3 separate regions of the Homo sapiens genome follow, and regions 1 and 3 are each linked to region 2. The links are chromatin loops, found by intact Hi-C in ENCODE. Cell type or tissue: GM12878. All regions are shown on one strand. Links, peaks and the distances in the headings refer to the core of each region. The heading gives the core; the rest is flanking DNA. Region 1 has its middle 17 kb from the start of LINC03147. Region 2 overlaps C21orf91-OT1 (C21orf91 overlapping transcript 1). Region 3 overlaps LINC03147 (long intergenic non-protein coding RNA 3147).

Region 1 (10,464 bases), core at 1,282-9,281, 120 kb after region 2:
CACTGCTTGTTATTGGTCTGTTCAGGGTATCTAATTCTTCCTGATTTAAGCTAGGGGGTTGTGTTTTTTTTAGGATTATCCATCTCTTCTAGGTTTGCTAGTTTATGTGTGTAAGGATGTTCATAGTAGCCTTGAATAATCTTTTGTATTTCTGTGGTGTCTGTTGTAATATCTCCTGTTTTGTTTCTTAATGAGGTTATTTGGATTTTCTTTCTTCTTTTCTTGGGTTAATCTTGTTAATGGTCTATCAATTTTATTTATCTTTTCAAGGAAGCAGCTTTTTGTTTCATTTATCTTTTGATATTCTTTCTGTTTGTTTCAATTTCAGTTAGCTCTGCTCTGATCTTGGTTGTTTCCTTTTCTGCTGGGTTTGGGTTTGGTTTGTTCTTGTTTCTCTTATTCCTTGAGGTATGGCCTTAGAGTGTCAGTTTGTACTCTTTCTTTTTGATGTAGGCATGTAGGCCTATTAACTTTCCTCTTAGCACTGCCTTTGCCATATCCCAGAGGTTTTGATAGGTTGTATCATTATTGTTGTTCAGTTTGAAGAATTTTTTAATTTCCATTTGGATTTTGTTTTTGACCCAAAGTTCATTCAGGAGCAGGTTATTTAATTTCCATGTATTTGCATGGTTTCAAAAGTTCCTTTTGGAGATGATTTCCAATTTTATTACACTGTGGTCTGAGAGTGATTGATATAATTTCAAGTTTCTTAATTTTACTGAGGCTCCTTTTTCGGCTTATCATACAGTCTATCTTGGAGAAAGTTCCATGCGCTATTGAATAGAATGTGTATTCTGCAGTTGTTGGATGAAATGTTCTGTATATATCTGTTAAGTCCATTTGTTCCAAGATATAGTTTAAATCCATTGTTTCTTTGTTGACTTTCTGGCTTGATGCCCTGTCTAGTGCTGTCACTGGAGTATTGATGTCCCCACTATTATTGTGTTGCTTTATATCTCATTTCCTAGGTCTATTAGTAATTGTTTTATAAATTTGGGAGCTCCAGTGTTAGGTGCATATATGTTTAGGCTTGTGATATTTTCCTGTTGGACAAGGCCTTTTACCATTATATAATGTCCCTCTTTGTCACTTTTAACTGCTGTTGCTTTAAAGTTTGTTTTGTCTGATATAAGAATAGCTACCCCTACTTGCTTTTGTTGTTCTTTTGCATGAAATGCCTTTTTCACCTCTTTAATTTAAGTTTATGTGAGTCCTTATGTGTCAGGTGAGTCTCTGGAAGGCAGCAGATGGCTGGTGAGTTCTTATCCATTCTGCAGTTCTGTATCTTTTAAGTGGAGCACTTAGGCCATTTACACTCAATGTTAGTATTGAGATGTGAGGTACCATTGCTTTCATCTTGCTATTTGTTGCCTTTGTACCTTGTTTTTTGTTTTCACTTTTCCACTTGTATTTTTGTTTTATAGGTCCTGTGTGATTTATGCTTTAAAGAGGTTCTATTTAATGTGTTTCCAGGATTCATTTCAAGATTTAGAGCTACTTTTAGCAGTTCTTGTAGTGGTGGCTTGGAAGTGGCAAATTCTCTCAGCATTTGTTTGTTTGAAAAAGACTGTATCTTTCCTTCATATATGATGCTTAGTTTTGCTGGATACAAGATTCTTGGCTGATAATTGTTTTGTTTGAGGAGGCTGAAGATAGGGCCCCAATCCCTTCTAGCTTTTAGGGTTTCTGCTGAGAAATCTGCTGTTAATCTGATAGGTTTTCCTTTATAGGTTACCTGGTGCTTCTGTCTCACAGCTCTTAAGATTCTTTCCTTTGTCTTAACTTTAGATAACCCGATGACAATGGGCCTAGGTGGTGATCTTTTTGTGATGAAGTTCCCAAGTGTTCTTTGTGCTTCTTGTATTTCGATGTCTAGATCTCTAGCAAGGCTGGGGAAGTTTTCCCTGATTATTCTGCAAAATATGTTTTCTAAACTTTTAGATTTCTTGTCTTCCTTAGGAACAGCAACTATTCTTAGGTTTAGTTGTTTAACATAATCCCAAACTTCCTGGAGGCTTTGTTCATATTTTCTTATTCTTTGTTCGTTGGATTTGGTTAATTCAAAGACCTTATTTTCGAGCTCTGAAGTTCAGAGCATTTTGCATTTCTATAAGTGTATCCAATGTTTTCTGAATTTTTTATTGTTTTTTCTTTATGCTATCTAGTTCCTTGGATATGTCTCCCTTCACTTCGTTCACTCGCGTCTGTGTGAAGAGACCACCAAACAGGCTTTGTGTGAGCAACAAGGCTGTTTATTGCACCTGGGTGCAGGCAGGCTGAGTCTGAAAAGAGAGTCAGCGAAGGGAGATAGGGGTAGGGCCATTTTATAAGATTTGGGTAGATAAAGGAAAATTACAGTCAAAGGGGGGTTGTTCTCTGGCGGGCAGGAGTGGGGGTCACAAGGTGCTCAGTGGGGGAGCTTTTGAGTCAGATGAGCCAGGAGAAGGAATTTCACAAGATAATGCCATCAGTTAAGGCAGGAACAGGCCATTTTCACTTCTTTTGTGGTGGAATGTCATCAGTTAAGGCAGGAACCGGCCATCTGGATGTGTACGTGCAGGTCAAAGGGGATATGATGGCTTAGCTTGGGCTCAGAGGCCTGACAACTTCTTTTATCAGTTTTTGGATTTCCTTGCATTGGTCTTTCCCTTTCTCTGGTGCCTCCCTGATTAGCTTAATAACTGATCTCCTGAATTCTTTTTCATGTAAATCAGGGATTTCTTCTTGGTTGGGATCCATTGCTGGTAAACTAATGTGATTTTTTAGGGGTGTTAAAGAGCCTTGTTTTGTCATATTACCAGAGTTGATTTTCTGGTTTCTTCTCTTTTGGGTAGCCTCTGTCAGAGGGAAGATCTAGGGCTGAAGGCTGTTGTTCAGATTCTTTTGTCCCACAAGGTGTTCCCTCGATGTAGTACTCTCCGCCTTTTCCTATGCATGTGGCTTCCTGTGAGCCAATCTGCAATGATTGCTGTCTTTCTTTTGTGTCTAGCCAGCCAGTGAGTCTACAGGGCTCCAGTCTGGTACAGGGGGTTGTCTGCACAGAGTCCTGCGATGTGAACTGTTTATGGGTCTCTCAGCCGTGGATCCCAGCACCTGTTTCCAGTGGAGGTGGCAGGGGTGTGAAATGGACTCTGTGAGGGTTCTTAGCCTTGGTGGTTTAATGGTCTATTTTTGTGCTGGTTGGCCTCCTGCCAGGAGGTGGCGCTTTCCAGAGAGCATCAGCTGTGGTAGTGTGGAGAGGAACCGGCAGTGGGTGCGGCCCCAGAACTCCCAAGATTATATCTCCTTTGTCTTCTGCTACCAGGGTGGGTAGGGAAGGGCCATCAGGTTGGGGTGGGGCTAGGGGGTGTCTGAGTTCAGACTCTCTTTGTGTGGGTCTTGCTGCAGCTGCTGTGGGGGATGGGCATGACATTCCCAAGTCAATGGGGTTGTGTACCTAGGAGGATTATGGCTGCCTCTGCTGAGTCATGCAGGTTGTCAGGGAAGTCGGGGAAAGCTGGCAGTCACAGGCCTCACCCACCTCCCATGCAAACTGAAGGGTCAGTCTCACTCCCACCATTGCCCCCCAAACAGCCTTGAGTCTGTTTCCAGGTGGTGGGTAAGCTGAGCTTGAGAACTTGCCCCAGGCTACCCACCTCCCAGCTGGGAACGAAAAGGGCTTGGTTCTTCCCCCACCTGTGGGAGTGTGCGCACGGGATTCATGCCCTCCCCCCAGTTCTGGCCAGGAGGCTTCTCACATGGTTCCAATTGTTAAAAAATTCAGCTGGAGATTTCCTTCTCCCTGTGGTGTTTTTCCCCCGCTCCTCTGGCTGCCTTCCTGATGGATCTCTGTGGTCCCAGGCAGGAATGGCCTGCTTGGGGACCCAGCGAGCTCCCAAGGCCTTTCCTGCTGCTTCCTCTATCCCTGTGTTTTGCTTGGCTCTCTAAATTGACTCAGCTCCAGGTAAGGTTGGAAACTTCTCCCACAAACAGACCTTCAGTTTCTCCAGTGGGGGTGTGTGTTTGGGAGAGGAGGGTCTCCCTTTCCCACTTTTGCAGTTGGGGCACTCACAGTATTTGAGGCATCTCCCAGGTCCTGCAGGAGCAGTCGGCTTCCTTCAGAGGGGCTGTGGGTCCTCTCGGTATTTCTGGTTTGTTCTTGTAGTCGATCTGGGGCTAAAATTCACAGTGCCAGCCTCAGCATGCTGCTCTGTCGGAGTCAAAGCTACAGCCTAGTCCTGCCTCCCTTCTGCCATGAGCTCCTCATTTTCTCAGTAGATGCAATTTCGAACAGCAATAACAACATTGTAGTTTTTTACAACAAGCATAAATGATTGTACTTTTGGGCAGCGGAATTTTATGTAAAATGAGGAAATGGGTGGTTTCCAGCCTGCTTGCCTCTTGGTGGTGACTCGCAGCTTTCAGCATTTAGAATCTCTTGCTACTCATTGCTTTCAGGATGCCACAGATTCTCTTTTGTCTGGAGAAATGTATGTGATAACCTGGCACTCACGCCTTGGTGTCTAGGTAGGTATATTAACCTACCAAGGATGTATGCATTTTAGAGACGTTATCTGGAAAGATCAATTCATGACTCAGAGCATGTTTTTCCAAGTGCGGCATTTCTAGGATACAGCATCTGGACAGGGAAAATGTTTCTGAGCAGTGGAGTAGTTAATTTTTTTTTGTTTTTTTTTTTTGTTTTTTTGTTTTGTTTTGTTTTGTTTTTTTTTTGAGGCGGAGTCTCGCTCTGTCTCCCAGGCTGGAGCGCAGTGGCGCGATCTCGGCTCACTGCAAGCTCCGCCTCCCGGGTTCACGCCATTCTCCTGCCTCAGCCTCCGGAGTAGCTGGGACTACAGGCGCCCGCCACCACGCCCGGCTAATTTTTTGTATTTTTAGTAGAGACGGGGTTTCACCGTGTCAGCCGGGATGGTCTCAATCTCCTGACCTCGTGATCCGCCCGCCTCGGCCTCCCAAAGTGCTGGGATTAAAGGCGTGAGCCACCGCGCCCAGCCTGGAGTGTTTAATTTTATGTGTCAACTTGTCTGGGCTGTAGTACTCAGTTACGTAACCAAACACCAATCCAGGTGTCACTGTGAAGGTATTTCGTAGATGCAATTAACATCTACGGTCGGTTGATTTTAAGTAAAAGATACTAACTTTCATAATGTGGGTGGGCCTCATCCCAACAGATGAAGTCCTTCAGAGCAAAAAACAGGTTTCACTGAAAAGAAAATCTGCCTGAAGACCATAGCATCCTCTCCTGACTGCATTTCCAGCCTGCTTGTCTGTCTCTACAAGTTTCAGACTTGCCAGCCCGCATAATTTCATGAGCCAATTCCTTAGAATAAATCTTTTAATGTACACACTCACACACACACATCCAAATGCTTCTATGTCTCTGGAGAATCCTGACTGATATATAAACAACTGCACAGGCAGGCAGTTGTTTTTGTATTCCTCGAATCATGCCTCACTGTGGTCATTACTAGCACAATGCTTTGAATATGAGAAGTGTTTAAATAATATATATTAAACGGATCAATGAGTAACTAACTGGAGATTAACCTAATATGAAAGTTAGTATTGAGGCTTTAAAGTAAAAAATAAATTTTAGCCTTGTGATCATATTTCTCCATAATATTGAAAGCCTTTATTGGGACTCGAATGGTTTCCTGTTTATCATCAAGTAATGATGGAGGTTTGCTCTTAATTCTGTATTGAGTAAATACATGTCCCATATAAAATTTTTTGCTGCCCTCTGGTGGATATAGTTCAATAAATAAACATTATACAATTATATATCAAATTCCATATATTAAGCAGTTTCTCATTTGTGTATGTTCCCAAAGTTGCTTTCTCAGTTTAGAAATTGGAATGCATTTTTCACATCAGAAGAGAGGTTAGTATCTCAGATCTGCTTGTAAATCCCTATTATAATAAATGGTACTTAAAATATGGCACAAAAAATAGTGTAGAGCCTAACAAGTAGGTAGTTGCAATGATTTCATGAGGAAATCCATTGAAAGTGATCACTTGGGAACACAGTTAGCCATCTTCCCTGCTGTGGCCTTGATTACTGAGGAAGGCGAAGTGGAATTTCCTGGATCCCATCCCTGGGGGTGCTTCTATGGCCTGCCATGGGGTGTGTGTATTGGGAGGTGGGGGTGGGAGGATGGTGAAGGACAGAATCGAAAGCTTTCCAGGAATGGGGTGAGGCTTGGGGGTGTAGTGAAAGGGAATGAGGCAGAGCATAGCCCGGAGGAACAGAAGTAGCTGAGTTCTAAAGAAATGAAAGATCTGGAAATAAAATACATATGGGACTGAAGGGACAAGAGTGACACTAAAGACAGGCAGAGAGGAGTGAAGAACAGTGGTAAAGAGTGTCCTGTGCCCGCTCACAAGAGCCAATTGTTAAATTTTCAAGAATTTTGTGAGCCACTTATTAAACACAGACATTATTAAAAACTAAGTCAAGGCCGGCCAAAGTGCCTCACACCTGTAATCCCAGAGCTTTGGAAGGCCAAAGTGGGATGATTGCCTGAGGTCAGGAGTTTGAGACCAGCCTGGACAACATAGTGAGGCCCCCGTCTCTACAAAAAATAAAACGAAAAATAAATTAGCTGGGCATGGTAGTGCACGCCTGCAGTCTCAGCTGCTTGGGAAGCTGAGGTGGGAGGATCACGTGAGCCCAGGAGTTCAGGCTGCAGTGAGCTATGATTGCACCACTACACTCCAGCCTGGGCAAAAGAGCAAGGCCCTGTCTCGAAAAAATTAGTCGTATAAACTTACAATGAAGTAAACTGTCTTTAAAACTAAACTAATATGTACTCAAGACTCACCGCTTCCTAAGTATTTTACTATTTAGTAAAGTCACCTTTTGAGATGATTTACGTTTTGCATTCATATGGTGGGAATATTCCACAATGATGTGTTGTCCAGCATCTCTCCCCAGCTCTGCATTCCGAGATATCAGTAACTTCTTGTTGGTTACAGTGTGAATACTTTTGCCAAGAAAACTGAAAAATGCTACAAATCAAATCAGCTCTCCTCTATCCCCAAGAGCTGAATGTTAAACAGTTGCCAGCATTCCACTGGGTAAGGACATCTCTTCAGTAACAAAAGAAGGTTTTCTTTCTTTTTTAAAAAATAGTTTCACTACCTGTGCTAGATTGGTGTTCTAGTTCATTTATTCATTAAATAAAAAATATTATTTTTTGATTCTCTACTTGTTAGGAGATAATTTTCCATGGGTTTCTTATGTTTCTGCATACCTTATAAGAAAGACACAGATTACCCTTTGTCCCAGAAAATCTTTTCAGTGATGTTCATACAGTGAATGGCCTTGGAAGCTAGGGATTGGGTCTCCCTTTGGAGCAAAGGGCAGACATGCTTGCTGCCCATTATAAAATTTTTGCATCCCCTAAACTCAGCATTCCTCTCCTGTATCACAACCCACTATGTATTCAGGTATCTTTCGGTTCTTTTGTGTCACCCTGTAGACTTGGGCCTCGAGATACTGTCCCCAAAATGCCAAAATCCTGGCTGTTGCTATTGTTGTGATTAATAAGCTGTTCTTCTTCTCTGACCCTGAGTCTCCTGTCTTCTACTGGCATCAATGAAACTGTAGCAGGCAAACTTATTGGCTTGTGAGTAGGGCAAAATTCAGTCCCTTCCCAGTTCTTTACAGTATTATGTGTCAGGCAGTGAGCAAGGAACTGAAATGCAGGGGTGAGTACGGCAAAAAGATCCTTGTGGAGCTCAATATGTCTTGTAGGATTATAAACAAAAAGCATTAAAAATAAATGATGAATATTTAAAATTTATATTAGGATAAGAATTAAGAAAGAGTAGAACAGTGGTGCGATAGAGTAATGGAGCTGTCTAGAGGGAAATCTGCATGAGTTGTTGGGGAAGGTCTCTCTGGTAGGTGGTTAAGCCAGGAGAAAGAAGTTACGGCTGAAGAGTGAAGAGAGGGAGTATGTAAAAATACCATAAAGGAGGCCAGCCAGGTGCGAAGGCTCTCGCCTGTAATCCCAGCACTTTGGGAGGCCAAAGGCAGGAGGATGGCTTGAGCCCAGGTGTTACAGACCAGCCTGGGTAACATAGTGAGACCCTCTCTCTACAAAAAAAAAAAGGAGTCATGAAGTAGCATTTTTTGGTTGATTAATAAAGGGGATTTTTTTTTATGGGAAAAGATATGTTTTCTTCCATTTTCCTCTTTTCATTAAGGTAAATACGTGGGAGGGGAGGTTTCCAGACAGTGTGATAGAAATGGCAGGAGATTGCACTTTTCCTGCATTGGAATCACATGAAATTCCAAATATTGTATAAAGACTTGTGATTTGAGGAAATCCCTGGAAATAACACTTGGGGGCTGAATAAGAGTAGTATTAGTACAGACGGTGGAAGGCAGCGAGGAGGACAGAAAACGTGGCTGTAGTGAGAGGAATGAAATGACTGTCTTTGTACCCTCCCTGAGCAGTGCTCCCAAGGTGAGAGCTGATGAACTGGGGATGGATTGCCTGGAGTTTTAATGTTTTCTGTCAACGTTAGGTAGCAAAATCCACGGAGTATGATTCCAACAAACAATTGAGAGTTAGAGTGAAGTGAAGCTACCTAAAGGACAGAGAAAAAGGGTTTGGAAACTCAGTTCCTGACTCTTGATTGCTCTATGACCTCTCTGATATCTTTATTAGGTATGGCACTTTCTTATAAGAGGTTGCTGTAACTACCCTACTGAAGATCTGAGATGGGAAAGCAAAGGCAGAACAGCAAACTATAAAAGTCCCCTTCTTACATCTTCCACCAATGTGGCGTTTGAATACTTCTGTGAATTTTTAGAAATATGGGTTAGAAGTTACACTCAAGGCAATTTAAAAGTAATATTTTTTACACTTCCTAGAAGTTACAGTCTAGTCAATTTACAAATAATATTTTTTAGGTCGGGTACGGTGGCTCATGCCCGTAATCCCAGCACTCTGGGAGGCCGAGGTGGGCAGATCACTTGAGTCAGGAGTTCGAGACCAGCCTGGCCAACACGGTGAAACCTTGTCTCTAGTAAAATACAAAAAAAAGAAAAAAAAAGAAAAAAAATACATATATGTATATATATTACTTGGGCGTGGTGGCAGGTGCCTGTAATCCCAGCTAATCCGGAGGCTGAGGCAGGAGAATTGCTTGAACCTGGGAGGGAGAGGTTGCAGTGAGCTGAGATTGTGCCACTGCACTCCAGCCTGGGTGACACAGCGAGACTCTGTCTCAAAAAAAAAAAATTTTTTTTTTATACTTCAATATCTTTATTGACATAAATGGATATTGTATAACGTCTGTTCTAGATGCAATCTGTAAGTTGGTTTTATTTGCTTTTTTCTTTTAGTACCAGGTATTAGATAACCTAAAGGTATGCACAAAGTTTTGTCCTTGGATAATAAAGTGCTGGCTGCTGGGTTTATCGGTTTTCACTGTAAAATGCCAAAAAAAAAAACAATCTAGAAAACATCCAAATTATTTTACTGTGAAATTTTGTTAAAATGAATATATTGCTGTAATCACATACCCTTACATTTTACCAAGCACTTAACGTAGTCCTATAAGAATGCCCAAAACTAGTTGTTGATATACTGGTTTTTTTTTTGCAGATGAAAAAGCAGGCTCAGAGTGGTGGCGTGAGCTGCTTCAAGTCACATAGTAACTAGCCAATGTCTTAAATGAGCCCTTGGAGCATCTACACGGTGTTCTGTGATCAAAGGCCTCAGGGAGTTTTTACAGATTTCCTTTCTGTTGCTTCCCTTTTTGTTTATGAGACTATCCTTGCTGCACGCCTCCGTTCTCAGTGTCAGTTTTTTTGCTGGCCCAGGCTTCTTCTATTCATAGCCAGAATGGAAGTCCCAGCACCAGTTCCTGCCCTGTGTGTAAAGCAGGGTCGTTTCTTGTCTGAATAAAATTTGCTGGTGGTTTTGCATATCTTAAAGTTTTGGAAAATGTATCCAAAGAGAATGCTCTTTTTTTTGAGATCGGGCCATCAGAAACACTGATCCCAGCATCATTTAATTTAACATCCTATTGGAGAGAAGAATAAAACACATCCATTCATATTCAAGGAAATCAGACCTAAATGTATCTACTTCTTAAAAAAATTCGAAGATATTGTCTTTAAAATAATAACCCGGCTGGGCACAGTGGCTCATGCCTCTGATCCCAGCACTTTGGGAGGTCGAGGTGGGCGGATCACGAGGTCAGGAGATCGAGCCCATCCTGGCTAACACCGTGAAATCCTGTCTCTACTAAAAGTACAAAAAATTAGCCGGGCGTGGTGGCGGGTGCCTGTAGTCCCAGCTACTCAGGAGGCTGAGGCAGGAGAATGGCGTGAACCCGGCAGGCGGAGCTTGCAGTGAGCCGAGATGGTGCCACTGCGCTCCAGCCTGGGCGACAGAGCAAGACTCCGTCTGAAAACAAACAAACAAAGAAACCAATAACCCTCAG
Region 2 (10,464 bases), core at 1,453-9,452:
TGAGGAATGAGAAACCGAACTGCTCAATTTCTTAATATATTTACTTATTTAAATTCCTTCCTATATAACCAACCCTGTGTTGCCACTTTGTCCCTGTAAAAGAAATCAGAATCTTGGGACCTCAAACTCACTACGCCAAAAGGAAAGTTAAGCCTGGGAACTGAGTCATGCAAATATTGCCTTCCTTCTTCCTGAAACAGATAGCTGTCATTTCACAATCCTATGTCATAACATTGTATGTAAGCCAGGTTCCCAACACGGCAAAAGGCCATATACATCCCCAGATGGCCCCCTTCACAGATTGCTCTCAAGGAAATTCCTTGTTAGCTCCAAAATCTTTCAGGATACATATTCCCCTATAAAAGCAACACATGCCAATTGTAACCTTGGTCCTGCCACCTAAGTTTAACTCCTAAAACCGAGTTCTGTTAAATCTCACCCTGACCATGTCAATTACGAGCTTATCTTCCAAGGTACAGAACAAGTACAAGACACGAACCACTCCTGCGCCTACTCTTGAGATGGATGCATAATTGTCTCTTTCCTTTCTCTTTTCAAGTGTTCACCTTCTTTTATGTAAAACATAGATTCCTTTAGTGCTAGTTACAGCCTCACAAGGATGTAACTATTTGTTTCACTGCCTACCCTCCTTCCCTTTCCCCCACTGCTTGCTTTTTCCCCTTAAGTAATGAGTTCCCCAAACCCTCTTCGGAAAGCCCAGGTTACAGATGCTCCTGTGACTTGTGTTTTTCCTGGGTCGTCCTCAAACTTTGGCTTAATAAACCTCTACTAATTGAGACATCTGCCTCATTTTTGTTTAATAACCTTTCCCCCTGCTGATGTTTCCTCTGCCCACTGAGGCTCTGGCACCCCACCCCCAATCTCCTGCTCCCCACTGCCCCCATGGGTGCCCTCCTCCTCCCACTCTAGATCTGATAGCCTGCATCAGACCTCCCCACCCACCCCATGCTAGGCCCTCCTGGTTTGCTCCAGCTCAAACACACCTCACTATGCCCCTGTGAATGAGGACTAACCCTAACCTTGCTTGTTGCACCTGATAGTTCTAGGATGGAATTGTTCCAAAGGAAAGAGGAAGGAATAGCATAAACTTCATTTTGGGGTTTTCTTAGGGGATTTTGCTGGTGCTATTTCTGGCATCTACCAGTAATGAGAGTTTACCTAAGTTGACTGATCAGAACAATTCGGCATACCCAGACATGTGGCTAAGCCGCTGGCTGCTCAGAGGCATGAATTCTTTCGTAGCGGTAGTCTGTTTTCCTGTTCATTAGCGCAACAGGAAACCAAGCACTGGTAATTGGATAAGTCCTCCTTTTACTTGTAATGAGCACCAAGTTAGTGGTAATGACTAAGAGGGCTACTTAACTGAGTTTCAGATCTTGTTCTAAAATTCTTTGTATCTAAGTGAGCTTCCATTTCAAATTCGTTCAGGTATGAGATTGGAATTTGGCTTCTTATGAGCTCATCTGCTATTCCATTTACCTTAGCCTTCTCTTTGGTTCCAGGATATGGTGCCAAAAAATATATTTCTGCACAAGAGATGCTAATATGATAAGGGACATCTGGGGGCTTTTGTACACATTGCTGTGATTTTCTTCTGTTGACCAGAAAATCCTAGCCACACAGTACCCACAGGCCCTTGAACATATGACTACAATATATAACTTGAGCTGCTTTAGTTTGAAGATCTAGTGAGGAGCAGCAGGGTAAGCGATTTCCCCCACCTCCAACCAGGTAATCACAATAGACGTGTGTAAGCTTTGAAATTTCCTATAAACAAATTTTGCTGAAACTGGCTTTTTGATGTAAAGCAGCATTTGTTATGCAAGTTCTACTGCTATTACTCTTCCCATAGTCTATTCTGGTTGACTTTCAGGATGAAGACATCTAAGCTACTTCTGGATTCCCTAGAAAACTTGTGCTGCCTATTCTTTTCCAACTGTGTAGTCCTCTCCTGGCTGTTTCTGTGGTCCAGCAGACTGTGGAGAAATAGCTTACTATTCCATTAGAAAGAAGATCTTGTGTAATAAAAATAAGAAGTGGTATCAGGTCATGGGAGCTTTGGAAATGGAATCGAGATTTGGTGCTTGTCTTTGCCTCTGTGGCTAACAAGGTATAGAACGTTTGGAAGTTTCTTAACTGACTTAGGCCACCTAAAGGTATTAGAGTAGACAAGCAGTTTGTAAAAGGTGCTTTGCAGGTAACCAGGGGCCTGCTGGTCTCTCATAGCTGCCTCAGAGGCTCATGATAGAAGGTTTGAGAAACTAGGGGATTGTCACTGAGAGGGATACAATGGGGACTTCGGTCGAATAATCTCCATTGTCTTTCGAGCAGAACAGCAGCAGCTCTATTTCCTATACATTTCACATTTTGTAATTCTTGAAGGATTTTTTTTAAAACAAAGACCTCTGCTAAAACCAAACCAAACCAAATCAAATCAAATAAAAGCTGCAAGACTCCTGAAGGTCCCTCTAGCTCTACATTTTTAGTACTTTCCTATGATATTTATATATCCCACATGCTGGTTCACTTTGTCATCTGAGATGAGACTAATCTGTGTCCATCTGGGATAGAAATTTCTTCCGTACTTTGATGAAAAGCAGTGTAGTCCTGCAAGATGTGAGTCTATTTCCCCATACTTTATTGACACAGGTATGAAGATGAGAAGAGATGGAGGCAGCAAAGGAAATGTGGTTTTGCATGTCACTAGCTCAACTCCCTCTGCATTTTCTTTTAAGCAAGGGAGGTGCTCCATTGTCTCTATAGGGCAACAGCAGTTCACTGGGTCCCCACATTTTTCTGGGGCTTTTGTGAGAAGCAGTAGGCAGGAACAGTGAAGAGAAACTTAGCAGGAGGCCCAGGTGCTGTCTTTTCTAGTTTCAGAGCTATCTGATCAGGACAAAAAGGAACAAGCTTGTCCACAGCAAGATGGCCAGCAACTTGGTTATTTACCCAGTTAGTCTTGGGGAACACTAGAGCTCTTCCAATAGCTGGGACTATTTAAATTTTTTCAAGGAAACATATGCTGTGGGTTGGTGGTAGATGGGATTCAGGAGGATCCTTCTCTTATACAAGATGACTTTCTGGATAGGTGTTTGTGGGGTACAGAGGGAGGGAGCAAGGAGAATAAGAGAGGAACAAACCAAATGTTCAACATTCTAACACTCTTTAATAATTTATCTAAAATTATTGGATATTGAATTATTAGAGGCATTGAATCTTTTACTTTTTGTATGACACTCACTCAGTCTTCAAATAATTTCTGATTGAACACTAGATTAAGAGGAAAAAATACCACAAATGAAATAACTTGTATTTTTGTTACGCAAAGGATTATTCTAAAAAATAATAAGCTGTTCCTCTAAGCCCTTTTAGAACACATGGAAAACTTCAGAATAGTGTGAGGGCGTCTTACATGCACTTCTTTCTTTGGAGATTGTGATAACCCAAGTAGAGGATTTAGGATTGTGCTGCTCAGAGACAACTGTTTGGATAAAATAATGCCAGATTCATCGTTTCCAGACTTGTTAAATTCATGGAGTATTAAAATAAAATTGAAATAAAATGGAAAATATGATGCCCAGTTGTTTTGTCAAAACCAGTCTAGGTGTTGCTTTGAAAGTAGTTTTTAGATATGATTAACATTTAAATCAGTAGGCTTTGAGTAAAGCAGATTACTCTCTGTAATGTGGGTGGGCCTTGTCCTATCAGTCGAAGGTCTGAAAAGAGTGAGGTCCCCTGAAGAGGAAGGAATTCTGCCTCTGACCTGCCTTCAGACTCAAGACTGCAGCATCAACTCTCGGAGTTTCCACCCATCCAGGCTGCCCTGCAGGTTTCAGACTTGCCAGCCCCCAGAGCTGGTTTAGGGAATTAAACCAATCTTTCTCTCTCCACATATATACATACTTTGTTTTGTTTCTCTGGAGAACCCTGACTAATAGACCAATACAAGATTGTGGTTTTAATTCCACCAAGTAAGGACTGAAAACTAAACAAATAAACAAAAATGAAAATCTACCATCTATTGTCATCACTTCATGAAAGAAAGAAAAATTTACTATTCCCATAGGAAAGACATACTCTCAGAACAAAGAACAATTTTATTGATGAATAAATTCTATCCTATTAACTAGCTTACCACATTGCCTTTACGTGTCTCATTTTCCACACACAGGAGCCAGCCTTTAGGAACTGTGCTGGAGGTGACCCAACTTCTGATTGTGTGGGAGAACTATCCCACTGTTACTCCTAAGAGAACATTCTCTCCCAATAGCTCCCCCGATATGGAATGTGACAGAGTAACAAGATGCCAAAATATATAGACCTCTTTTTCTTTCTACAACATAGGTGCTCTTAAACAGTATGCAGAGGATTGTGTAGCTGCTTATAATAGGAGCCAGGCTGACACAGCTCTCTTTTCTCTTTTGTCACAGGTGATCACAGAAATAGCTTGCTGTAACAGCACCTCACAGTTTCCTCTTAAAATGAAACCACATTTTCTTTGTGCCCTTTCAGCTCAGTTCTGCTGTTCATAGAGGGGCTTGGGAGATTTTCCACTGTAGGTTTCTTAAAATTCATTATACTTGTAGAATGTTAGAGCTAGAAGGTCCCCTAAAGATCATAAAGTTCAATTTCATTTTTTACAGATGAGAAAACAGAGGCTAAGAGAGGTAAAGAGGTGCTTAGTTGTGGCAGAAGATTAGAAGAGAAGTTCCTGCATGTCGGTTTAGCAATCATCTTGCTCATTACAACTTCCTCTTCTGCCTTAATCACTTTTCAGTTCAGTAGCCTCTTTCCTCTAGAATAGCCCTTCTGTATTCACACTGCCTTTTCTTTGCTTTGAAGTTACAGATCTGAAACTCTTGCGTTAGCTATGCTATGGTTTTCTTCCACATTCTGTACACTGTACTGACCATCCTCTTATAAACCTCTTCTCTTCTAGGTTAAAGATTTCTTGACTTCCCTCTGGTGAAGCTTGATACCAACTGACCTATAAGGGCTTGGTTTTCACAACAGAGTCTTAGTCCACCCTCGCCATCGCACCAAATACTGAGAGAACAAATAAAATTATTGCTTGAAGAAACGAAGTAAAGACTATAGTATTCATATTTTTCCCACATGCCATTTGCAGTAGCTTTTCATATTTCTCATCTATCCCACACTAGAAATTTCATCTATTGGCTTTTGTAAATTTTCTTTTTGAGCCACAAATTTATCTCAGTTTCAGATTCTAATCTATTTTCAGTAGTGCTTTCAGTTTAGTTTACTCCCATTTCAAAAATACTCCGTCTTGTTCTTTACAGCAATAAAATCCAAATGCAAATTCCGACAACCTCAGCCAATGGTGAGTCATGGTCCCTCATTTCCACCTCTTCTAAACGGTCATGGTTGCTCATTTTCACTCTTCTAAGCACCTCTTCTTTACAGCAACAAAATCAGAAAGCAAATTCAGGCAACCTTAACCAATGGTGAGTCATGGTTCCTCATTTCCACCTCTTCTAAACCCCTCCTCTGATGGTCAGGACCCTTCTCATTCCTCAAGTAGTAACTATTCAGCACTTTACCACTTCCCTTGAATCTCTGACCCATTATCTTTTTCGTCTTTCTCACAGAAAATAGAGGCAGCCATTTAAGTACTTTCTCAACTTACTCTCCAACAAATCTGATTCAAATACTTTCATCTGTAGTTTTACCTTCTCTCTAGTGTCAAAACCTGAGGTAATCCTAAACCTCTTCAAAGACAAGTCATTCTCGGTGTGCTACTCTGTTCTGTGTCTTCAAACTGGGCTCCTTTGATTATTGCTACCTCTCTATCGTTAGCCTTTCTACTGGCTCTGTCCTCTTAGTATTTATTCATGTTCAAGTACTTCCCAACCTTAAAAAAATAACCTTGACCCAACATCCTCTTTACCTCAACTTCACTTCATAAAATTTTAAAGACATCATACCTCAAATCCACTATCCTACCTGTCTTAGTCTATTTTATGTTGCTATCACAGAGTACTACAGAATGGATAATTAATAACAAACAGTTATTGATTTGGCTTACAATCCTGGAGGTTGGGAAGTCCAAGGGCATGGTGATAGCATCTGGCAAGGTAGCAAGACTTCATGCTGTGTGATAACATGGTGGAAAGAGCAAGAGGATGTGAGCAAGCAAACAAGAGGGGGCTGAACTTGCTTTTATAACAAAGGCACTCTCATGATAACTAACCCACTCCGTCCATAACATTAATTCATCCGTGAGGGTAGAGTCTTCATGACTTAATCACCTCTTAGTAGACTCCACCTCTCGATGCTGTTGCTTTTGGGATTAAGTTTCCAACACATGAACTTCAGGGAACACATTCAAATCATGGTACTACGTTGCATCCATATTACAATCTGTTGTGATCTACTTTTGCTCCCACAGGTCCATTAAAACTGTACTCCATGAATTTCTGGTTGCTAAATACAATGAACATTATTCAATCCTTATTCTTTCAATCTCTTGGCAGAATACTTTCCAGTTGACCAACAGAGTCTTGTTGGCTTTTATATCCCTTAGACCCAAAGACTTACAGGGCTTGGCAGAGTTTCTGGCAACATAACGAAATCTGAAAATTGACGAAAGATTTAGAATGGAAAATAAGTGGATGCCAAATGGTGAAGGCTTTAAATGCTAAACTGTGGGGACTGGCTTTTGTTTTGTAGGCAGTGATAATCTAGAAAGGTCTCTTAGCAGGAAAGTAGCATTACCACATCTTTTGGGAAGTAAATTCTGGGGCAGTTTATGGTTTGGAGCAGTGGTTTCCTTTTTCTCTTTTTTTTTTTTTTTTTTTTTTTGAGACAAAGTCTTGCTCTGTCACTCAGGCTAGACTGCAGTGGCACAATCACGGCTCACTGCAGCGTTGACCTCCTGGGCTCAAGCAATCCTCCCACCTCAGTCTCTGCCCCACCAAGTAGCCAGGACTACAGGCCTATGCCATCATGCCAGGCTAATTTTTATATTTTTTGTACATACAGAGTCTTGCTACATCGCTCAGGCTGGTCTTGAACTCCTGGACTTAAGCAATCTACCGGCCTTGGCCTCCCAAAGTGCTGGGATTATAGGCATGCGCCAACGTGCCCATCCTAAAGCACATTCTTAACAGGAAAACTGACATCTGCATTACCAAGAGGTTTAATTTCTCTTCAGAATCTTCCCAGCAGATTCAGTTGACTCAAAAGGCAGCCCATGTGGCTGAGGGTTAGTTTAGATATGCATTGGCTCTTAGCAGTTCACCTCTGGAAATGAATTTCATAAGATCTCAGAGTAGAACACAGGACATAGACCCAGTGGAAGAGGTTAGGTTTAACAAGAGTTCTGAGTTGCAAGCTAGAGAAAGCAACTAGTTGACTTAGGCTATAAAGGAATTTATTCAATGGGGAGAGATCACCCAGAAGGCTGGGAAACCACGCAGGAACAAAGGTGATGTAATCAACTACTAGGATCACAGTCTAATGTACACAAGGCAATGGCTATTCAAACACCAATGTCAGGAACTTACCTGTTGTACTCACTGGATATGGGATAATGGCTGTTGTCCCTGCTGACAGTTAGCCATTGATGCCCTCAACACAGGCCTTCTCCTATCCAGTTTCTTTGCTTTACCAGTCAGGGCGAGGTGCCTCAGATACACAGGAGGTTGAAGTTTTTGCTTCTAGAGGTGGTGACTTGTGCCATCCAAACACTAGAAAGGGATTCAGACGTGGAAGAACAGCAGAAAACCACAAAACCAAAATCAAAAATAGAAAATAAAACCCAAAGACATAAACTTGCAAGGATCCAATGCATCACTTTTATCAGATTCTAAAAGCAAAACCTTTCGAACAGGTTTTTATGAATTTAGAGTATCAATATATAAAACAGGCCTTGTTCTGCCTGCAGCTCCCCTTCCTATTCTATCCATCATCCACGTATGACTTGTCGGCCTCTAAGACACCTGCAAAGAATTTCTGGTCCTATGATACATTAAAAATTAGGGGAGAACAAACCATTTTACAAATAGTTTGAAAATTCCCAAGAAGGCTGGGAAACTGAGCATGAGCAAAGCCTAACAAATTCAGGCTTAGAAAAGTTAGTTTCTCTTAATGTCAGTTAGTTAAAGCTAAACAGGAGCACTTCATTTGTAGTCTGGTACTCTTTCCAAACCAGACTCTTGGTCTCCATTTCCTCTCCTGAAAAACAAAGCAGTATGACTATTAGACTTTGAAGAGACTTTCAAAAACGACAGATTCTTCTAGTACCCCACGAAATGTTTCAATTCTCCAGCAGTCCTTATTTTGTAATTTGCCTCTGAGCTTTTGTAAAATCATCTGTTTCCTAGTTTTAAACTGCTTGTTGCCATAAAAGCATCATATAAATGACTTTAAAAATCATTTGTGGAAAAAAAACTGGTAATGTAATATTCAGATTCGTAATGCTAACTAAAAGTGACCTTGAATATTTTGTTGTATTCCTATTTTAATATTTTTAAAGCCGATTTAAAAATATTCATATTCATATAAGCCCCAAACTAAAAACAACTCAAATGTCCATCAACAGGTGAATAATTAAATTATGATATATTCATACAAAGGAGCAGTACTCAGCCAAAAAAAGAAAAAAAAAAGGAAATGAACTATGAACTATTACTGATCTTTGAGCTAACATGGATGAATTTTAAGAACATCCAGTGGAATGAAAAAAGCCTGGAGCAAATGAGCATATGCTGTATCACTACATTTATGTAAAGTTTTTAATGCAGGCAAATGCAAAGTACAGTAATAAAGATCAGAACAATCAGGCCAGGCGCAGTGGCTCACACCTGTAATCCGAGCACTTTGGGAGGCTGAGGCGGGCAGATCACCTGAGGTCAGGAGTTCAAGACCAGCCTGGGCAACAAGGCAAAACCCCGTCTCTAGTAAAAATGCAAAAATTAGCCGGGCATGGTGGTGTGCACCTGTAATCCTAGCTACTCAGGAGGATGAGGCAGGAGAATCGCTTGAACCTGGAGGTGGAGGTTGCAGTGAGTTGAAATCGTGCCACTGCACTCCAGCCTGGACAACAGAGTGAGACTCCATCTCAAAAAAAAAAAGGATCAGAACAATCAGTGGAAGGGAAATAAAAAGTGAAGTGACTGTGAGGGGAACCAAAGGGAGTGATGGCTCTACAGTTGCATACATTTGTTAAAATTCAAACAATACAGTAAAATGTTTGTGCTTACTGTATATAAATTACACCCCAATTAAAAAAAATTGCATACACATCTAGTAAGTCACAGGCAACTTATTTCCTGCTTCTGTATTGTTGGGAAACAGAGAATATTAAGTATCAGAGATAAGGTAAGATTATTACAAGAAATTGTCAGATAAGATCATTTATAGACTCCCTAAACCTGCAAAGCAAAACCATATAGACCCACTATTTAAAAAAATATAGCTACTTTTCAAAGCATCCACTCAAGCTAGCAGATAACAAAATACTTATTTTATTGTTGTAAAATTAAAAATAGTAGACAAGCATATATACAGTTCCCAAGCAGAGCAATACAAATATATAAATTATTGCAGTTTTCAAAGAAAATATAACAGCCAAATAATTGCCTACTTTTTTGAAACAAACTTGGTTTTTACCACAGCAGTTTCATTTTCTTTTTCCAAAAGTCTTAACACAATTTTGTAAAGTAAATTTCTAACACCAGAGAGATTAAGTTCAATGACCATAGTATACGCTACTGTTTTAAAGCAAGGTTCACACACACACACACACACACACACACACACACAAAATGGAACTGAACAAAAGTCACTACTTAATACTTTCTAAATTGCCTCTTTTGGAGGTACGGTGAAAGAAAAACATTCTAGATGCGTCTGAAAGAAACAAGGTACACACACTTACTAAAATTCCCCTTTGCTTTAGGTGTAGTTGAGGGAAGTTCAACTAATCTTTAAACCTTTTTTGGGAGAGGGCAATACTCATCTTCATGAATTTTTGTTTACTTTGGTAAACTTAAAATTGTGAAATAATTAAATATTATTAAAATGTATTAGTAATGTGGACTCAAACTAAAAAGAACAGGGAAAGTGTATGTTAACAAACTAGATGTTTTGGAGACTTGATATAATATGGTTCATATCAATGTTACCATAGCCAGAAGTTGCTTAATAGGTTAGACTGCACCATAATCAAGGCAATTATGAAAGGATGAAGTGAAATGAAAATACTGAGATGCAAGCATTATAGCCCTCCTCCAAGTTACCTTTATTTTGTGTGAGGGCTCTAGTATTCTGGTAAATAAACTCTTCCCTGCCCCATGACCACAAAACTTTACTTGGTAAGAATAAACTGTTGGGGGTTTTATCTCTTACTAATTCTCACCACAAATTTCCTCAAATAGTTACTCCCACCAACGTAAAAGTTAAAAATACAATCATACACTG
Region 3 (10,464 bases), core at 1,309-9,308, 63 kb after region 2:
TCCATCAGAATGCCTTGTGACTTTTTATATCTGAACTTCATAAAGCGTACGCATCTCTTAGCCGATGCACGTTTAGGACAAATTTATATTTGTGCCTATAAAATGTGATATGGTATGTATTTTTTAATGTATAATTTTCATGTGATAAAATGTGTAGATTTTAAGTATATTGTTCAATAACAAAATGAATATACCATAACATTATAATAGCAACATAACCCTACACCATTGTCAATAACAATGTAAGCTACATCATTGTTGAGATATGAAACATTTCCAACACTTTATAGTAAATTCCCTTATGCCTCTTCCTGGGCTCTTTTCTCCTCATCCTGAGATAACAACTCTTAATTTCCATCAATATCAATTAGTTTTACCTATTCTGAGCTTCATGTAAATGGAATCAAAGTGTATGGTCTTTTCTGTGTCTGTCTTCTTTTGCTCAACATGTTTTTGTGATTGATCTATTGTATACATCAGTAGTTCATTCATCAATGTATGAATATACCACAATTTGTTAATCTCCTACCTATTGTTGGACCATTGTGCTATTTCCAGTTTTAAGCTATTATGAATATGGCTGTGATAAATATTTTTGTATGAGCTTTTTGTGGACATGTTTTCACTTCTCTTGAGTAAATACCTAGAGTGAAATTTCTGGGTCATAGAGTAGGTACATGATTAACATTGTAAGAACCTTCCAAACAATTTTCTGAAGTAATTTCCATTTACCTATATCATTTTGTGCACTAATACACACATCTTTGCTTGCATTAGGTGTTGTCAAACTTTATTTTTAGCCATTCTAGTATGTAAAGCTTCAGAAGAAAGAAACACGGCGATAACTTTGTGACCTTGAGGTAGGAAAATATTTCTTAAACAGGACATAGAAATCACTAACCATGAAAGAAACAATTGAATTATTGGATTATAAAATTCAAAACTTCTATTCCTTGAAACACATGGTTAAAATAATGAAAAGCAAATCACAAACTGAAGAAAAATGTTCACAATACATATGCTTGACAAAGGACTTGTATCCAGTGTCTAGAAAGAACTCATCTCTCAGTAATAAAAATACTTGCAATTGGGCTGGGCACAGTGGCTCACGCCTGTAATCCCAGCACTGTGGGAGGCCGAGGCAGGTGAATCACAAGGTCAGGAGATCGAGACCATCCTGGCTAACATAGTGAAACCCTGTCTCTACTAAAAATACAAAAAATTAGCTGGGCGTGGTGGCGGGCGCCTGTAGTCCCAGCTGCTCTGGAGGCTGAGGCAGGACAATGGCATGAACCCAGGAGGTGGAGCTTGCAGTGAGCCGAGATCGAGTCACTGCACTCCAGCCTGGGTGACAGAGGGAGACTCCGTCTCAGAAACAAACAAACAAAAAAAACCATGCAATTGAATTTAAAAAAAGTTCAAATTACTTGAATAGACATTTAACAAAAGAGGATATACAAATACATGACAGGCACATAAAAAGATGTGTGACATTATTATCAGTGAAGTTAACAATTAATAATAAAATAATTTCAGTGAAACAATGGGAGTTTTTAAGTAATTTCAGCCACAGCATCCAAGTCACATGTTGATATTTTGAAAAATTCTTGAGGCTTCAAAAAGAAGATGTTTAGTATTTTGTTATATACCACATAAGCGATTATGAGGTATATTAATTTATTGGTTATTAAGAAGTATGTTCCTCTTGAGCATTTTACCCCCTAACAAGATGTTTTATTGAGTTTTAGTTATGTTTGAGGAAATTGGCTGTCGGTTATGGTTGACATATTCTGCATTATAATTTTTCCCATGTAAAATCATGATAATTAGGCTCCCAGTTAGCATTTTTTCAATAGAACTAACCAAGAACAGATTACTGAAATTAAGACAGAGATGACGTATTGATTGATTGATTAATTGAATTGTACATTTTAAAGGAAGAAAGTATTTAAAGAATTCCAATGCTTTTTTTTAGGTGTTAAATATTTCTTAAAATAATCTAATAAACAATCTAAGTTTTGTCTAAGGCTTCTCCAGAAAAAAAAGAGCCTGTGTACACTAAATGTCTTCTATTAAATAAAAGTGGTTGGTCAACTTGAAGAGGCCGCCAGGATTCAGGAAATGGGTAGGCTTCTAATTTACCTCTAGAGTAGGTTTCTCAATCCTGGTATTAATGACATTTTGGCCCACATAATTCCTTGTTGTGGGGGTTGTCTGGCATCGAGTGATGTTTAGCAGCATCTTTGGCTTCTACCTACTAGTTGCTAGTTGTGACACCCTCACTTGTGACAACCAAAACTATCTCCAGACTTTGCTAACTGTCATATGGGGAGGAGACCCCCTATACCCAAACCCCATTGAGTAAAACTACTCTAGAGTTTATCTTAACTATAGGTCCATTTTGTATTAATCCATTCTCACACTGCTATAAAGAACTACCCGAGGCTGGATAATCCATAAAGAAAAGAGGTTTTATTGACTCACTGCCCTGCAGGCTGTACAGGAAGCATGACTGGGAGGCCTCAGGAAACTTACAATTTTAAACCATTAGAACTTGTGAGAACTCACTATCACAAGAAGAGCAAGGGGGAAATCTGCCCCCATGATCCAATTACCTCCTACCAGGTCCCTCCTTCAACACTGGGAATTACAATTCAACATGAGATTTGAGGGGGAACACAGAGCCAAACCATATCACACATCAATGGCTAATAAATCTGTTCTGAGTCCTCTAGACTTTGATTGACTCATGAGTGGACTAGAAATCTTTGGATTGTACTGAAGAATATTGACTGGAATCACCTTGGTGACCCAAACCAATTAGAATTAAATTTAATCTAATTTAATTAGAATTCAATTAGAATCAGAACATGCCTCAGAGGGAGGGCCAGGCATGGGGAAAGTAGCAATTCACTTTAATTTCAACTTAGAGTTGAAACATTTCAGCCAATAATTTGTTATTTTTTTAATGAAACCTGTTATAGTTCCACAAAAAGAACTCTCAATCCTCTTACAAATGGAGTAAACTCCTTTGTACCTATTGTAAGTGTAATTTTCATAGGCCTTAAAGTCATACATACAAACTAGGTAATATTTTATTTTTGGGTAATTGAACTTAGTTTCTATTATATGCCCTATTTCCCCTGATATTGTAATGCAAAATCTAGTCATTTCTAGATGGATTTAGCCTTTGTCATACTTTTGTCATGTCATCCTTTGTCTTGTAACTTCAAGTTTAAAATCATGTCATTTCTGGACTTTGCCTTTGCCTCCTGCTCTTCAGGGTGGTATTCCTGTTCCCTAGTTTATTCTAGACAGGATGGAGGTAGGGAGTCAGGGAAAAGGGACCTGTTCTTCCGTGGTCATGGTATTTGTCAGTCTTCCAGAAGGCCACCTCCTGAAATCTCTGCAACTGTGAGCGCCTCAGCTGCATAATGCCCACTTGCATTTGGGTTAAAAATTCTAGACCCTTGGGTCCTAAGCTGTCTCTTTCAAGTACCTTCTGAGCCCTGCTTGGGGAAGTGGGAGGTTTATTTGTCCACTTCTCACGGGTGACCTTAAGGTAGGATCAGAGCCGTCATCAGAGTCTCTTTGCCCCTCGATGTCACACCGAGCCACATCTAACTGTTGGCCCAATGTAACTGACCATTTTTGCTCTGATGCTGGGGTACTAAGTTGATGTGGTAGATCTAGAACACACTTTTTCCAACCTTCTCTCTCCTCAAACTATACACTAGGGAAGAGTAAGGTTTCAGTCTTCCCTCATGTGCATTTAACCCTTTTGCTGCTCCTCCATGAATTATTTTCATCCTATCAGGACGCTTTCACCTACTGGGCACCTAAACTTGCGTGGAGATGAAGGGTGTAACTTCTTTCTGTAAGTACTCTTCCAAAGTCTTTGCTGTTCTACAACATTGCTGTTTGAAGCTAAAAGCAAAAAACATGACATCCCTTTTATTCTGTTCTGCAGTAATTTTTCCTTTCCTGAGTTTGAAAATACCTTAGAATAAACAGGATGAAGGAAAGGTCTTTGGGAAACAAGAAAATTATCATAATTAAAAAAAACACATTTCAATTTTTTTGTCATGATATATGAACATACTCCTTCCTCTCCCTCCATCCCAGAACCAGTCAGATGCCAACATCTTCTTAATTTTATTTCATGCAGCTGGCTCTTCTCTTGCATTAGTGTGGCTAGCCCCTTCCACTCTCAACCTACTACATTTTGCAGTAGGTTGCTGGCTAGGCTCTGGCCTCACACTCTTATTTGCATCCTACACACTGAATATAGGTGAATCTTTCTAATAAATAGTACAAAAACCTTTAATGACATTATGTTGCCTCTGAGCTAGGTTGCATTTATATCCTGCATAATCTGACACCAACCTGTTTTATAAGAGTGACCTCTCATTTCATGAATCTCTAGTTTATTTATGTAGAAATAAACACTGAGGTCTTAATATGTTTCAGACACCATGCCAGGCACTGGGGAATGAATGAAAGATTTCAGTCACTCAGGTCGAAAGATTCTTGATGATAAGAACCAGTGAGGAACTGAGGAAACAATGGGAATCCTAATTACTTTGCTAGGTTTCATGCCTCTGTGCATTTTTCTAATATAACCAGGGCTGGGGAAGGCAGAAGTCAGAGAAAATTTCCCAGGGAAGATGAAGAGGAATTATTAAAATAGAGAAAGATAAGGAGTGTGTTCAGGCATGGTTCTCAGCAACAGTAAACAATGAAGGTATGAAATATTATAGTTTACATAATAGCATTTGTTTTTTGGTTTGATGACCCAGCATCTGAACATCCTTCCTGCATTGGATAATTCTCTATTTTATTAAAGGGAAACGATTTCCACTGTAGAAACCGAAGATACCAATGTGAAACTAGGGCATGAGCACACGACTTAGGTTCCATGAATTAGATGGAGACTCCCTAGACTTTGAATTGAGGGTAGTGATACCAAAAAAATCAAAACAAAACACAATCCATTCTGGTGAGCTTGGCAGCCGTGGTGGGAGGTACATGCCCTTTCCAGAGACCCTAGTAGTGGTGCCATGTTTGGTATCAGTAGGTCAGCCACGCAAGCTGCAGTTTCTGGGTCTAGCAGGAGGGGTGGTGGGGTTTCCAATGCACCAGTTCTGTGGTGTGATTTGAAAAATGATATTATTTAGATTTTGCTGCATAACTGATCATCCCATAACTAAGTGGTAAGTCGCAAAGACTCTCTTCTTGACTGAACTTTAGATAAGCTCTTCTGAGTTCTGTTTTTGACCATGCCCCAGTGTAGGCTTATAAAAACTGCAGACTCTCAGCATAAATGATTTTTGTCTATTTTCCATACTCCACTCCCACACTAAAATTTTTGAGCAAAAATTAATATAGTTTCTAGCAGCTCAAAGCTACATTCCTAGAATGACCCTAGCCCCTTAAACTGCTCACCTTGGAAAGCTCAAGACTGATCCAGTCCAAACCAGTAATAAACAGGCCCCTGAACCCTCCCCTCTTAGAGCAGTTGTAGTTTAGGAAGCTTGCAGTTGTAATTCCTTTCTCTTCCCCTTTGCGATGTAGATCTTCTACCACCCAAAATTAACATTCAGGGAAATAATTCCCCCTCTGGTGCCCAGCCCCGTGGCACCTTGCCTCTAATTTACACCACTGCCTTCTGCCATATAAATATAAGAAGTTTGCTTCTCCTTTAGATAAGCACCAATTAACAAGATCAGTTTCTGCTTAAGCCCCTGCTCATTCCCCCTTCCTTAGTCCCTCATTGTCCCTTTAACATGCCCAGTCACCTCTGCACAAATCAAAGTTCAGTTCATGTTGGAACCTCTTTCCCTTTGCAGTGATAATTACGGAATAAAGTTTATTCTTAGTGCTTTAACCAGTGTCTAACCAGTGTCTGGATTTATCTTTGACACAAGTCATCTCAGAACTTAGTAACTTATATTTAGCTTATTTATGATCTTGTGAAAACAGCAGTTTGAATTGGGTTTAACTGAACAGCTCTGGGCTCATTCATGTGTTTGGAGTTGGCTGCTGGTCGATGAGGCAGCTCTGTTTCTGTGGTTTGGCTGACTGTCAGCTGAGGCTATGGGGATGACTGGACCGCATGTCTCTATCACCGAACAGTCCAGCCCAGGGTTGTTCACATGACAGGTCAGCAGGGTTCCAAGAAGTAGAGCTCCTGTGAAGTCTACATTCAGAACTGATATAACCATCACTTCTGCCACATTCTTTTGGCCAAAGCAAGTCACAAGGCCAGCACCAAATCAAAGGGTAAAGAAACACCCTACCTCCTGATGGGAGGAACTTCAAAGTCACATTGTTAAGGGATGTGGATACAGGAAGAAAAATGATGGCAGGTATTTTGCAGACTATCTCTATACAATTGTACCCGCTGTGCAGCCTCCAAGCTTGATTCTTTGGGCCAGGTTTTGGAGCCTCCTTTAATCTTTAATGAAGTCTTTCTTACATCCGCCTAAATTGTTTCTGTGGCTTACAATTAAACATCTTGTTGAATATTCTGAGTCGCACATACATTCTCTCTCTCTCTTCACACCATGACTCTTTCCTATAATGTTTAGAGCAGCGCTGTCCAATAGATGTATACAAGCCTTAATATAACTTAAAAAATTTGGGTAGCCATATTTGAAAACATGAGAAGAAACAAGTGGAATTAATATTAATACTATATTTTATTTCACCCAATATATCCACAGTGTTATTTCAACTAATCAATCTACAAATTATTATATCATGAGATACTTTACTTTTTTTTATTCTAAGTTTTTGAAATCTCTTGTAAAGCTTACACTGTCAGCACCTCTCAATTTGAATTGGCTGCATTTCAAGTCCTCAGTGGCCTCTACAGGCTACCATATTTAGGACATTGTTTTTCCCCAGAGTGAGTCATTGCTTAGATCTGGATATCTGATTCACAAGTAAAGAATGACACTACTGAAGAGGCATAGGAAACGAAACCATCATATACTAACCATGAATTTTATACTGGACTCTTTTTTTTTTTTTGAGACAGAGTCTTGCTCTGTCGCCAGGCTGGAAGGCTGGAGTGCAGTGGCGCGACCTCAGCTCACTGCAACCTCTGCCTCCTGAGTTCAAGTGATTCTCCTGCCTCAGCCTCCCAAGTAGCTGGGACTACAGGCGTGCACCACCACGCCCAGCTAATTTTTGTATTTTTCTTAGAGATGGGGTTTGACCACGTTGGCCAAGATGGTCTCGATCTCTTGACCTCGTGATCCACCTGCCTTGGCCTCCCAAAGTGCTGGGATTACAGGCGTGAGCCACTACACCTGGCCACAGGGCGCTATTAAAAGCACTTTAACTAATATCTTAGTTTGGGTTCTACCCCTAGCAGAGCTTGAGACACGCATTTGGGTGAAAATAATTTATTTGAGGAATGATTCCAGGAAGCCAATTAAAGATATATTATTGAGCCAGTTATTGCTATGGAGAACTGGCTCAATTCCATGGACCCCTCAGGGAGCCATATAGAATGAATTTCAGAATTGTTCCTCTGAAGAACAGAAGACTGAGGCATTTATTTACTGACCCCCATTTCTCACTGGCTGAGGGTTGTGCCCATGGATGTTAGTGCCCCAACGTTTCTGGACTGTCCTATATAAGGCTGAGGAATCTTATAGCTTCAGAACGAGTCCTGAGGCAGAAAAGCTGAGCAATAAGGCAAACATCTGGCATAAGGTTTTTCCAGTATGTATGGGAATTGTCTGCCACCAGTTGGAACTGGAATCAGTGATGGGGCAGGCACATGGCAAAGCCTCTGCTATGCATACATTGTACAATTGTCTTCTTTTGTTCAGGCTGCTATAACAGAATCCCATAAATTGGGTGGTTTATAAACAACATGAATTCATTTTTTACAGTTCTAGAGGCTGGGAAGTCCAAGAGCAAGGCACCAGCATATTTGATATATGGTGAAGGTTCATTTCCTGGTTCATAGAATGGTACCTTCTTGCTGTTTTCTCACATGGTGGAAGGGAAGAACTCTGGTCTCTTCAGACCCTTAAAAGGGCATAATCCCCCTATGAGGGCTCCAACCTTATGACCTAATCACCTTCCAAAGGCCCCACATCCTAATGCCTTCACATTGGGAATTACTTTTTAACATATAAATTTGGGGGGAACCCAAACATATTTTTCAACAATACTTGTAAAACAGACATTATAATTTCCAATTTAAAGAGGAAACTGAGTATAATAAAAATTCCAATAGTATTCAAGATGATATACTCTTAAGTGACAGAGTGTGTTTCTTCACAAATATGACTTATTACAAGGTCCACAAAGAACATATTTTTTGGGATTTTTTTTTCCTTTTGGGGGAAATGTCCAGAGATTTTTTTTGGCTTGTGTATTTATTTATTATTTCAGAAATTTAGACAAATCTACAAAGTAGGCTTTGTTTGAGTTATCTTTAATCAGTTTTTTTTTGAAAGGGTACTGCCATAAAACAGGGTCTCATAAGAATGTGGTATATATATTTAAAAAAATACACATTTGCTATTGTGCTTGTTATATTTTCTGACCTTCAAAAAGAAATTTCCAATAAATTTTGTAAGCTCACTTATTTCCGTCATTCACTGCTGAATTTCTAGTGCGGAGCTCATTTTCAAGTCGATATTACGTACAGCAGATTCTCCCTAAATGAAAGGGACTGAACACACCACAGACTGGACAGCTCCCATTATCTGAAATAGCCATAAGCGGCTTTAATGCTGGAGATTTAGTTTAAAGGATTGTCCTCCTGGAAGACTGGCTGCAGTTGTTTGTGAGGCAGAACAAATTATAAAATGATTATGGCTTCAGAGATGTATGTTTCTAAATGATTGCTTCGCCAGTCCATAAAATGTCTGCTTTTAAAAAACAGGTGAAATCTGAGAGCCTTAAGAGATTGGATCTTTGGGATATTATTAAAAATGTCTTTATAGGGTCTGGATGCAACGCCACCGGAGTATATAACTTACCAAGAATGCTGACAGGAAGTCATCAGCATAAAGAAAGAAAAGCAAATTTAAAGATGAAAAAGAAAAGCCTTAAGAATGAACTTAGAATATAAACCTAAGCTAGAAAAACAGTTGGAAAAGTTCAGCCCAAACTGTTAACCATATTTTCCTCTGCAAAGTCTTTAGAATTGGGGATAGTCATGGGTGTTTGCTTCTGTATTTACTTGAATTTTTCAATACACAAACATGTATCGTGTACAATTTGTGCAATTAAAAATAATCTTAAAAGAAGATGCCAGCCAGGTGTGTGGCTCATGCCTGTAATCTCAGCATTTTGGGAGGCCAAGGTGGGCAGATCACTTGAGCTCAGGAGTTCAAGACCAGCCTGGGGCAACATGGTGAAACCCTGTCTCTACAAAAAATACAAAAATTAGCCAGGCATGGTGGTACACACCTGTAGTCCCAGCTACTTGGGAGGCCGAGGTAGGAGGATTGCTTGAGCCTGGGAGGCAGATGTTGCAGTGAGTCAAGATCATGCCACTGCACTCCAGCCTGGGTGACAAAGTGACACTCTGTCTTAATAAAAAAATAAGAAAATAAAAAAATAAATATAAAGAAAGAGCCATTAATAGACTGAGTTTTCAGTTTTATCATGTTATTTTGCCTCCAATCTAACTTACAAGTCTAATAACACATAGTAAGTATTCACTAGACATTCACTGAAGAGGGAATCCTCAGAATTTTTGATGTCATCAACAGTTTCATTTTGCAGTCAGGGATATATTTCAGCTTCTCAGTGTTTTCTAAAAATGTAAATTTTACTGTTAAATATGATTTTATGCCTGCCAGACTCCTTCTATGCAATGAAAGATACGGTGCCTTGTACTAACAGTCCCTTATCAGAAGCTTTCTAGAAATCACAATTATGAAAAGCTACCTGAAACAGAGAATAAATATTTGACCAGAGGAAACTAAGTTTTTAATATTTTGTTATCTCCCCTGATCTATTCATGTATTTAAAAATACTTGTTCTTATTATGAAAGTCATAATAAGACTTTTTTGGGGGTCTTGCTTGGCCTGTTTTATTGGAATTGCCTCTCTCTCCCCAATATTTGGCTGAAGTAATGGGGTTGGGTGGCCAGTGGCTGCCATATTTTGATTAGTTGACTTCCTACTCCTGTTTCCAGCTAATTGAACAAAACAGGGAATCTTGATCCAAGCTGAGCCAACTAGCTTGTCTCTTGTGGATTCTATCTAAGAAGAATAAAGATTCAGTCAGGCGATGGTGGTTTCTGGGAATATGGGCTAAGATAAGAGCAGCCATATTGGGGGCCATGCGTTGTTTGTCAAGCACAAGGACTCAAGGGAATGCAGATGCCCAGAAGGAAACATACACAGGAGACAACACACTCAGTGAGAGAAAAGATGAAGAGAATTGCCATGTTTTATTGCTTTCAGATTTAAATTTCTTGTGGG

The links. A loop is a pair of places that touch in the nucleus more often than their neighbours do. Peaks named below come from ENCODE experiments on the same cell type or tissue, not always from the same donor. Only the 100,000 strongest peaks of a DNase experiment are listed, where the experiment ranks them.
Region 1: it touches region 2 in a loop (2.9-fold over the local background); 5 of 110 quality-filtered maps call a loop at or near these places.
Region 3: it touches region 2 in a loop (4-fold over the local background); 2 of 110 quality-filtered maps call a loop at or near these places.

Annotation. Positions count from the first base shown.
Region 1 is chr21:17,897,482-17,907,945 of GRCh38, forward strand. No RefSeq gene overlaps it. Among named protein-coding and RNA genes, the nearest start is that of LINC03147, 17 kb to the left of the region's middle. RefSeq lists an enhancer at 5,763-6,321. In GM12878, for the core only: a CTCF peak has its summit at 5,733 (motif pointing left); a DNase peak (open chromatin) is centred at 4,260.
Region 2 is chr21:17,779,481-17,789,944 of GRCh38, forward strand. C21orf91-OT1 (C21orf91 overlapping transcript 1) reads right to left here. Exons shown (of 4, transcript NR_038871.1): 2 at 7,548-7,730; 3 at 6,068-6,132. The region is part of intron 2 of LOC124900465 (a long non-coding RNA gene); the gene reads left to right. C21orf91 (chromosome 21 open reading frame 91) reads right to left here. Exons shown (of 5, transcript NM_001100420.2): 5 at 9,494-10,464. Among named protein-coding and RNA genes, the nearest start is that of C21orf91-OT1, 7.8 kb to the right of the region's middle. RefSeq lists enhancers at 987-1,206, 3,061-3,110, 5,079-5,148, 5,179-5,268, 5,679-5,738. In GM12878, for the core only: no CTCF peak of the experiment used is centred there; DNase peaks (open chromatin) are centred at 2,799, 4,561, 4,861 and 5,441; H3K4me3 peaks cover 3,686 bases; H3K27ac peaks cover 6,990 bases.
Region 3 is chr21:17,842,353-17,852,816 of GRCh38, forward strand. All of the region lies in intron 1 of LINC03147 (long intergenic non-protein coding RNA 3147), which reads right to left. The region is part of intron 2 of LOC124900465 (a long non-coding RNA gene); the gene reads left to right. Among named protein-coding and RNA genes, the nearest start is that of C21orf91, 28 kb to the left of the region's middle. In GM12878, for the core only: no CTCF peak of the experiment used is centred there; DNase peaks (open chromatin) are centred at 6,069 and 6,959; H3K4me3 peaks cover 269 bases; H3K27ac peaks cover 1,052 bases.